Linked DNA regions of Homo sapiens: region 1 is linked to region 2. Evidence: chromatin contacts called from ENCODE Hi-C or POLR2A ChIA-PET data. All regions are on one chromosome and are shown on one strand. The core of a region is the stretch at or near the end of the contact, and the rest is flanking DNA. Distances in the headings are between cores, read along the strand shown. Region 1 overlaps PSEN2 (presenilin 2). Region 2 has its middle 22 kb from the start of STUM.

Region 1 (3,538 bases), core at 72-2,571, 350 kb after region 2:
CTTTTTACAGCAGAGGAAATGAGCTGTGTCAGATTAGACTGTCTGAGGCCTCTTGGCCAGGGAGTATGTGGTTCAAATCACATAGGCAGGCGATCTGAACCCTGTCAGTCTCCAAAGCCTCTGCTTTTGACCGCTGACTTGCTGCTGCTTGTTTAAAAATAAATGTGTTTCTGGAGCCTACTCCAGAGGGGCGTGCTAGGGGCTCCCTCTCCCACTTCCCCACAAACCACCCTTTTCCCTGGCTGCTTCAGGAAATGAGAGAACTCTGCCTGGGCCCCAGGCACTTCTGAGTGGGACAGGGCTGTTAGAGGTAAGTCTAGAGCCTGGCCCAAAATTCAGGAGGCCCCATCAGAGGGCCCCTGGGGCCTGTGGTCCGGGAGGGTGGTAGGGCAGTACCTCACTTCCCTTTGAGACTCAGGCCCCAGCTCTGGCTTAGGCCAGGGAGAACCATCCCCAAGTGGTATGTGTTACTATATGAGCTGAGATGGATGGTCAGCTGGACCAAATACATAGTCGGGTACCCAGGGCCAGGGGGAGGAAGGTGAGCAGGGAAGCTGTGGGCAATTGTCTGGGTATCACCTGACCTTAGCAAACTCTTCCTTGTTTTAAGCGAGGACGTGGGACTTCTCAGACGTCAGGAGAGTGATGTGAGGGAGCTGTGTGACCATAGAAAGTGACGTGTTAAAAACCAGCGCTGCCCTCTTTGAAAGCCAGGGAGCATCATTCATTTAGCCTGCTGAGAAGAAGAAACCAAGTGTCCGGGATTCAGACCTCTCTGCGGCCCCAAGTGTTCGTGGTAAGTGCAGTGACTCCCAACCTGCTTTTGAACCCTCTTTTTCCATTAGGATTTTCTCCGTGGAGGCAGATTTCCATGGGAGTTTGCTGTGGCATTTTGAAATCTGTTTCTTACCTAGTTCCATTGGCCTTAAATGTTAAGGCCAAAGCCTTTACATTTCTCTGTAATGAAAAGAAGGTCGAGGAAATTGGGTCATTGGGTTTCCATAATGATTGCAGGAACTGCTGACACAAGCACGGCTGGGGAGATTCTCTAGGTCAGACTCCCTTGGTTTGGCTAATTCAGCAGTTTGATCCCATTCAGCTGATTAATGGGAATGTGCAGTGGCTTCTTTGGATGTTTGATTTTGCATCCTAATCCAAAGCAGCTATCAGCCTCAGCACTTCCTTGTTGGAAGGCTTTCCAGAACGTAGTCTATGTTGGACACTTCCTTCTGCCTCTCTGCATTTTCCTGCCACTTCTCTAGAGAATGGGGTGCAGGGGGTGGGAGACGGGGAAAGCTGGTCGCTGAGTGGCTGATGGGACTTGACATCACCCAGCCCCACCCCCACCTGCCCGTGAGTCAGCCTCCGGGGAGAGTTCATCGCGTCACCGGCACTCTAATGTGGACAGACACCTAGCAGTGTTGTTTATCTGCACACGTTTGGGTGGTGATTTTTCCCTCCAAGGATTTCAGAGCACCAGCAGGCTTCAGAGCAGACTTAGGTGGCTTGCAAAGCAGGCCCTCAGGAATTCAGAGGGTAGCAGAAGTCCATCCCAGATGCTCTGTTTTCCTTCAGGAGCTAGGTAAATCAGAGGGGCTGAGGGACAAATGAAAAAAGTTACAGCCTTTGAGTCCCATCTGCTCCTCCTGGCCAATGAGAGGGGATCTGGGAGGGGCAGATGTAGAGGAAAATCTGTCTAAATGTTGATGCTCGTTATTTTCCTTTAAAGAATTAATAGCCTAAAATAAACCCTACAGATACAGTCTGTGTTTATTATGGCGACTTAGAGAAATGCAGAAAAATATCAAGAAAATAAAAACCACTCTTGGTTCTACCATGCAAAGATAATCATCTTTAATGTTTTGTAATATTTCCGATCTTTTATATACATACATTTTATAAGGACATTCAGATGATCAGGTTCGTAAAGTTTTATGTTCGGTTAAATTTAACAGCGTGTCATTGTTCAGGTTATTAAATGTTTGAAATAAGATTTTTGGTGGTCCTGTCACAGTCTCCATGAAGTAGCATTTCAGGATCGAAAGGTATGCTGTGTTTAAAGTGTTGATTCTTACTCCTTTCAGTTAAGGCCAGTGCAGTTTGTCCAGGTAGTGACTGAGACCCAGTTTTTCCACACTCTCCTCCGCAGTGGGCATTGTTTTGGGCCTTTTTCAGCCCAAGAGCTCTCTTCTCCCCATGCCGCTCTGCTGGTCTGAGATTTTTCCACTCCTCCTCCTCCCTAGTTGCTCTCTGACCAGACTCTAGGTATTCAGGAGAAAGTGTTCATTGTCTCACTCTCTCATGTGGCAATCAAGTAGTGCCAAGCAGTGAGAGGGTGAAGGTGGGTGGGTGAGGGACACTCACCTTGCTGAGAAAGGGCCCCAGCCTGTTCGGGTGATTATAAAGCAGAGACAGTGCCAGGAAAAGTCTGACACTGGCTGAGAATCACCCGGGGACCAACCATCCCGAATGCGGATCCCTGACACTGGGTGAGGATGGAGCTTGGAGATCTGCATTGTTAATAAGCAGCCTAGCAGAGTGGTGAAGAGTCCAGACACACTACCTAGGTCCAAGGGTAACCTTGAGCTAATTACTTTTTGAGCCTCTGTTTCCTCATCAGTACCATGGGGAAGAATAGTAGCACCTTGCTCCAGGATGTTTAGTGCCGGCTAAGGGCTCAGCAGGTGCTGGTCCATCTCCACCAGCCCCCAGTGGCCTGGGCCACCTTTGAGAAACAGTGATCCTAAGGGATTCAGCATTTCCTAAGTTGGTGCCTCCCACCTGTCACCCCCACCCCACCAGGCTAGGAGGGTTGTGATTAGAGGGTGCCCTTGCTGTGACAGCTGAGACTAGCTCTTCCCTGATTATTCCTTAATGACAGCTCTCTCCTTCCCTGCTTTCTTGAAGTCTTGGTCCTCGTTGTTGTGGGCACAGCTTCAGGGGAGGCCTTGGAGGAATTTTTGAAAGTGGAATGAGGGAAGCAGCCTGCTCAAGGGAACACTTGTTTTCTGGTGAGGAGGCCGCATGTATGAATGACGTTTGTGGGTTAGAAAGCATGTTTTGTAGTTTTTCCTTGTTTCTTCCTGAAGACATGTCAGGTCTTGATGAGACCGGGCCTGGGCACAGGGCAGGCAGTCAGCGAGTGTGGATGATGACGACAGTGGTCACCAGGTCACTGTCTAGACCAGGTCACTGTCTAGCGCAGTGTCACATGGAAAGGGTATGGTCCTTTAACCCTACCCTCCCCAGCACAACTATCACAGATGTCAGGGAACCTCTGCTCACAGAACTGCTTTCCAGGGATTGTCTTTTTTTTCTTTTTCTTTTTCTTTCTTTTTTTTTTGAGACAGAGTCTCACTCTGTCGCCCAGGCTGAAGTGCAGTGGTGCGATCTCAGCTCACTGCAGCCTCCGCCTCCTGGGTTCAAGTGATTATCTTGCTACAGCCTTCTGAGTAGCTGGGATTACAGGTGCCTGCCACCATGTCCAGCTAATTTTTGTATTTTTATTAGAGACGGGGTTTCCCCATGTTGGCTAGGC
Region 2 (3,964 bases), core at 426-2,925:
TGTCACACTATTTCTCCCTGTGCAGAATGCTATTATAAACTCCAATTGATCTTGCTATGTTTTCATTTCTATGTCATTACCACAAATATGTACCCAAACCTTGTTTTTGAAAGAAAAAACATCTCTTCCCCAAACCACCTGGGATGGCCCATGATTTGTACCTTCACAGCTTTGGAGAATGGAATATAAAAAACAGCATAGCGTCCAAACGGATCTGGACGTGGTCTGTAGGGCAATAAAATAAAAAGTAATTTATAAGTGGCAAGAAATTTGAACTGAAGCATAATTTTATTTTGTGAGGAAAGCCAAGCTGTTCCATATAATTTGTCATTCAAACGGGGCTCTCTGACTTGCTCAAGCCAAAGGCTCCTAACTCCTTCCCATCTCCGACTGACTCCTTCTGATTTAATTCTAAGTGGCCGAGCTCCCGGTATCTCCAGTAAAGATGTTTGCTATCTCTTGGCTTAGGCAGGTTGTCTATACTCTTTGTAAATGGCTGATCTGAGATGAAAAATTTTGGCCGTATTATCCTAGAAATGTGCTCCTAGAAAAACTCTATCAGTAGTTTTCAATTCTCTATCACTGTTTACCAACCCATTCCAAAATTTAGTTGCTTAAAACAACAATTTATTATTTCTCAAGATCCTGTGGTTTGGCTGAGCTTAGCAGCGCAGCCCTTCTGTTCCTTGTGTATTGCTTAGGTCACTCCTGTGGTTGCCTTCAGCTGGGAGCTTGCCTGTGATTGGAACATCCAAAATGGCCTCTCCTCATACCCCATTTTCCATGGTGTGATTATTCCACATTGCATGCCGGTATCAAAACATCTCATGTACCCCATAGATATACACACCTACTATGTACCCACAAACATTAAACATAAAAAAATAAGGAAAAAATGGACTACCCTTTTCCAGGGCCTCTCTCCACATGGCCTTGCACCATTCAGTAGCCAAACTTGAGCTTCCTTCAGCAATGGCAGCTGGCTTCCAAGGAGGAACTTCCTAAGGGGGCAAGCCCAAATTTGCAAGTGCTTCCAAGGCTTCATGCCTGCTAATATCCCATTGGCCAAAGCAAGTCATGAGGATGATCCAAGAGTCAATGAGAGAGGGGAATACACAGTCCACAAATACTAAGTGACATGTTTCCTTGACCACCAATATAATAATCTACACAAGTGCCCTCTAAGGAGAATGGAACAGGAGAGGAGAAGACTAGCCTGGGGTGAGCTGCATTCCTTTTAGTATAAGTTCCACGACTTCATGACTTATTCTTTGAGCTCCAGAGGCAGAGCCAGTGGATGAGGGCTGCAAGGTAGCAGGTTTGGATTTTAATAGGAGCTGCCTAACAGTGAGACACCTGCTTTGTGAGACAGTGAGCCACCCATTGTGGGGAGTATTCAGAGAGAATCTAGATTGCCTCTTGGTGGGAATGTGTAAGGAATTCTTGCCCGAGCTAAGAGCTGGACTAAATAATGGATAAGCTTTCTTTTAACTCGGAGTCTATTTAAAGCTCTCCTAGGCAGGCCAAGAACATTTGTCTCACAGATAACAAATTCATGTCAAGCCACTTGCAAGGTGGGGCGAAGAACGTAGTCCTCCAGGTGGAGAAGATCCCAGCTGTGGAAGGGACTCTGTCTGCGGATTGGGAACATTCTTTGTGCTCTCGTTGATTGACAGCTGCACTGGGGTTGAGAGGGCGGGACTTCCTGGCCCAACCAGCCGTGAGGGAAACAAACAGGAAAAGGTGACTGGGTCCTGGTCAGCACCGTCCAAACACGCTTCCCACAAGTACTTCAGCTCCACACAGCCCTTCAGGGGCTGCCAGGGAAAGAGGAGGCAGGGGCGGGGGAGGGTAAGGGAGGCTGTCTGGGGAGAAGCCACTGACCTTGCACTCCATCAGAGCAGCTCCACTTTCGTTCTTGCAGACTGAGTTTTCTTGTGAGATTTTTGTTTAAGGAAAAGCTTCCAGGGCTAAAATTGAAAGCTTTAAAACTACTCAGAGCGATTTTATCCATGAGAGACATTAAGTCAGCCGAAGTGCCCTGCTGCAGGGGGGACCCTGCGTAGCGGTGGAGGACGGGGGTAGGGAGGCAGCCCTCCAGGCCTTTGTTATTGAGGGAGGGCAGTGGAGGTGCTCAGGGTGGGGCAGGGCTGGGGCCGGGGCCAGAGTCAGCTCCTGCACCGAGGTGCGGTCTCAGGGTACAGTTTCAGGGGGCTTGGCCCTTCTTACCTGGGGGTGGCCCCAGTCTATCTAAAGGCACTAAGACACCCACAGATGACAGAGCCAGAGCCAGGGACGCTGGGACGACCACTCCTGGGGGCACTGCGGGAATGTGAGGGCACCAGTCCAGCTCCAGGTCTGACTGGAAGATCTAGAGCTCCCCTAGATTTGGAGCTCGCCCTACACTCCCGGCAGCACCCTCTCTGGACAAGCCTGGGAGCCCGGATCCTTTTGCTCCAGAGCGCCTGGCACGTCCTCAGGGTGAGGCATCCTGGTGGTGTGCTGAAGGAGGATACCCTCCCATCTCAGCTTCAGGCAAGCATTCTTAGGGCTTCAGGTCCAAAACACGACCCCTTTCCACCTCCAGACAAAAACAGAGTGGGGCCAGCAAGGTGGTCAGGATGGAATCTTTTGGACAAAACCAGTGCCTCCTGGAGTGAGAAGCAGACCAGTGTACCATAACTGGAGCCTGTCTTCGGCACCTCCCACCTCCTGTTCCAGGACACCCTCCCCTCAACACGTATATTAGTCTTCTATTGCTTTGTAAGAGATTGCCACAAGTTTAGCAACTTGAAAAGACACCCATTATTCTATGGCAGTTTTTGGGTCAAGAGACTGTACGGCTTCACTGCATCCCTTGCTCAGAGTCCCCTGGGCTGTATTCCCCTCTGGAGGCTCACCTGGGGAAGAATCCACTCCCAGATTCACTCAGACTGTTGGCAGCATTCACTTCCTTGCAACTGTACCAAGGGATGGGGTCGGGGAGTGTCCCCCTGTTTACTGGCTTTGACTGGAGGCTTGCCCTCAGGTCCTAGGCTGCCAGCTTCCTGCCACAAAGGCCTGGCCACTGATTTCTTCTGCCCTCAGGAGATGAGGCAGTATGGTATTTTTGTACTTAAACATAGAAAAGGTACAGTAAAAATATGGTATTATAATATCACTGACAGTCTCTGCCCTCAGGAGGCCCTTCTCTTTAAGGGCTGCCTGCCTGATTAAGTCGGGCGCACCCAGGACAATCTCCCTTTAGATGAACTCAAAATCAACCAATCTGGGACCTCAATTACCTCTGAAAGTCCCTTCATTTTTCCCATAGTCCATTGGCTAGAAGCAAGTCTCAGGTCCCACCTAAGCTCAAGGGGAGGGGGATATACAGGGTGTGAACAGCCAGGGGACGGGAATCCTGGGGGGCGTCTCCCACACTCCTCTTTTGGAGACCTCAGGACCCAGTACCCTAATCCCTTCCTTCACTTGTGAGGACCCACACCCTGCGACCCCTGCCACCTGCCCCTACCATGCACAGCTCTTCCAGTCCAGACCTGCTCATAGCAACTCAGTTTTCTGTCCTATCCTAACACAAATTTTCTCCCAGCTGTCAGACAAGATAGACATAATTGGATCAAAGAAGTCCCCAAAGGGGACTCTGCATCGTCTTTGGGGGGCTTCTGCCTTATTCCAAAGAAGTGACCGGGAGAGACATGTTAGGGGTCCATGACTAGTGAATCATAAAAATGGTTTACAGTTAAGTGTTGCTTAATGACAGGGATTATGTTCTGAGAGATGTGCCATTGGGTGATTTTGTCCTTGTGCAAACATCACTGAGTTTGCCACCTAGGCTATATGGCATATAGCCTATTGCCCCTAGGCTACTAACCTGTACAGCATGTTACTGTACTGAATACTGTAGGTAATTGTAACATGATGGCAAGTATTTTTGTACTTAAACATACCTAAACATAGAAAAGGT

Evidence for each region. Hi-C counts contacts between places; a loop is a spot of excess contacts on that map. ChIA-PET counts read pairs that join two places held with the same protein, here RNA polymerase II (POLR2A).
Region 1: a map of posterior cingulate gyrus shows a loop between it and region 2 (6-fold over the local background). The contact joins two enhancer-like sites. A Hi-C loop is called at or near these places in 1 of 168 maps with a recorded cell type or tissue (posterior cingulate gyrus). POLR2A ChIA-PET finds 5 or more read pairs at or near these places in 1 of 52 experiments (Caco-2).

What each region holds. Positions count from the first base shown.
Region 1 is chr1:226,874,755-226,878,292 of GRCh38, forward strand. PSEN2 (presenilin 2) reads left to right here. Exons shown (of 13, transcript NM_000447.3): 3 at 611-796. Among named protein-coding and RNA genes, the nearest start is that of PSEN2, 5.9 kb to the left of the region's middle. Within about 2 kb of position 1,322, at least 6 of the 41 ENCODE cell types and tissues checked have a DNase peak (open chromatin) inside an H3K27ac peak, as active enhancers do.
Region 2 is chr1:226,525,261-226,529,224 of GRCh38, forward strand. No RefSeq gene overlaps it. Among named protein-coding and RNA genes, the nearest start is that of STUM, 22 kb to the right of the region's middle. Within about 2 kb of position 1,676, at least 14 of the 41 ENCODE cell types and tissues checked have a DNase peak (open chromatin) inside an H3K27ac peak, as active enhancers do.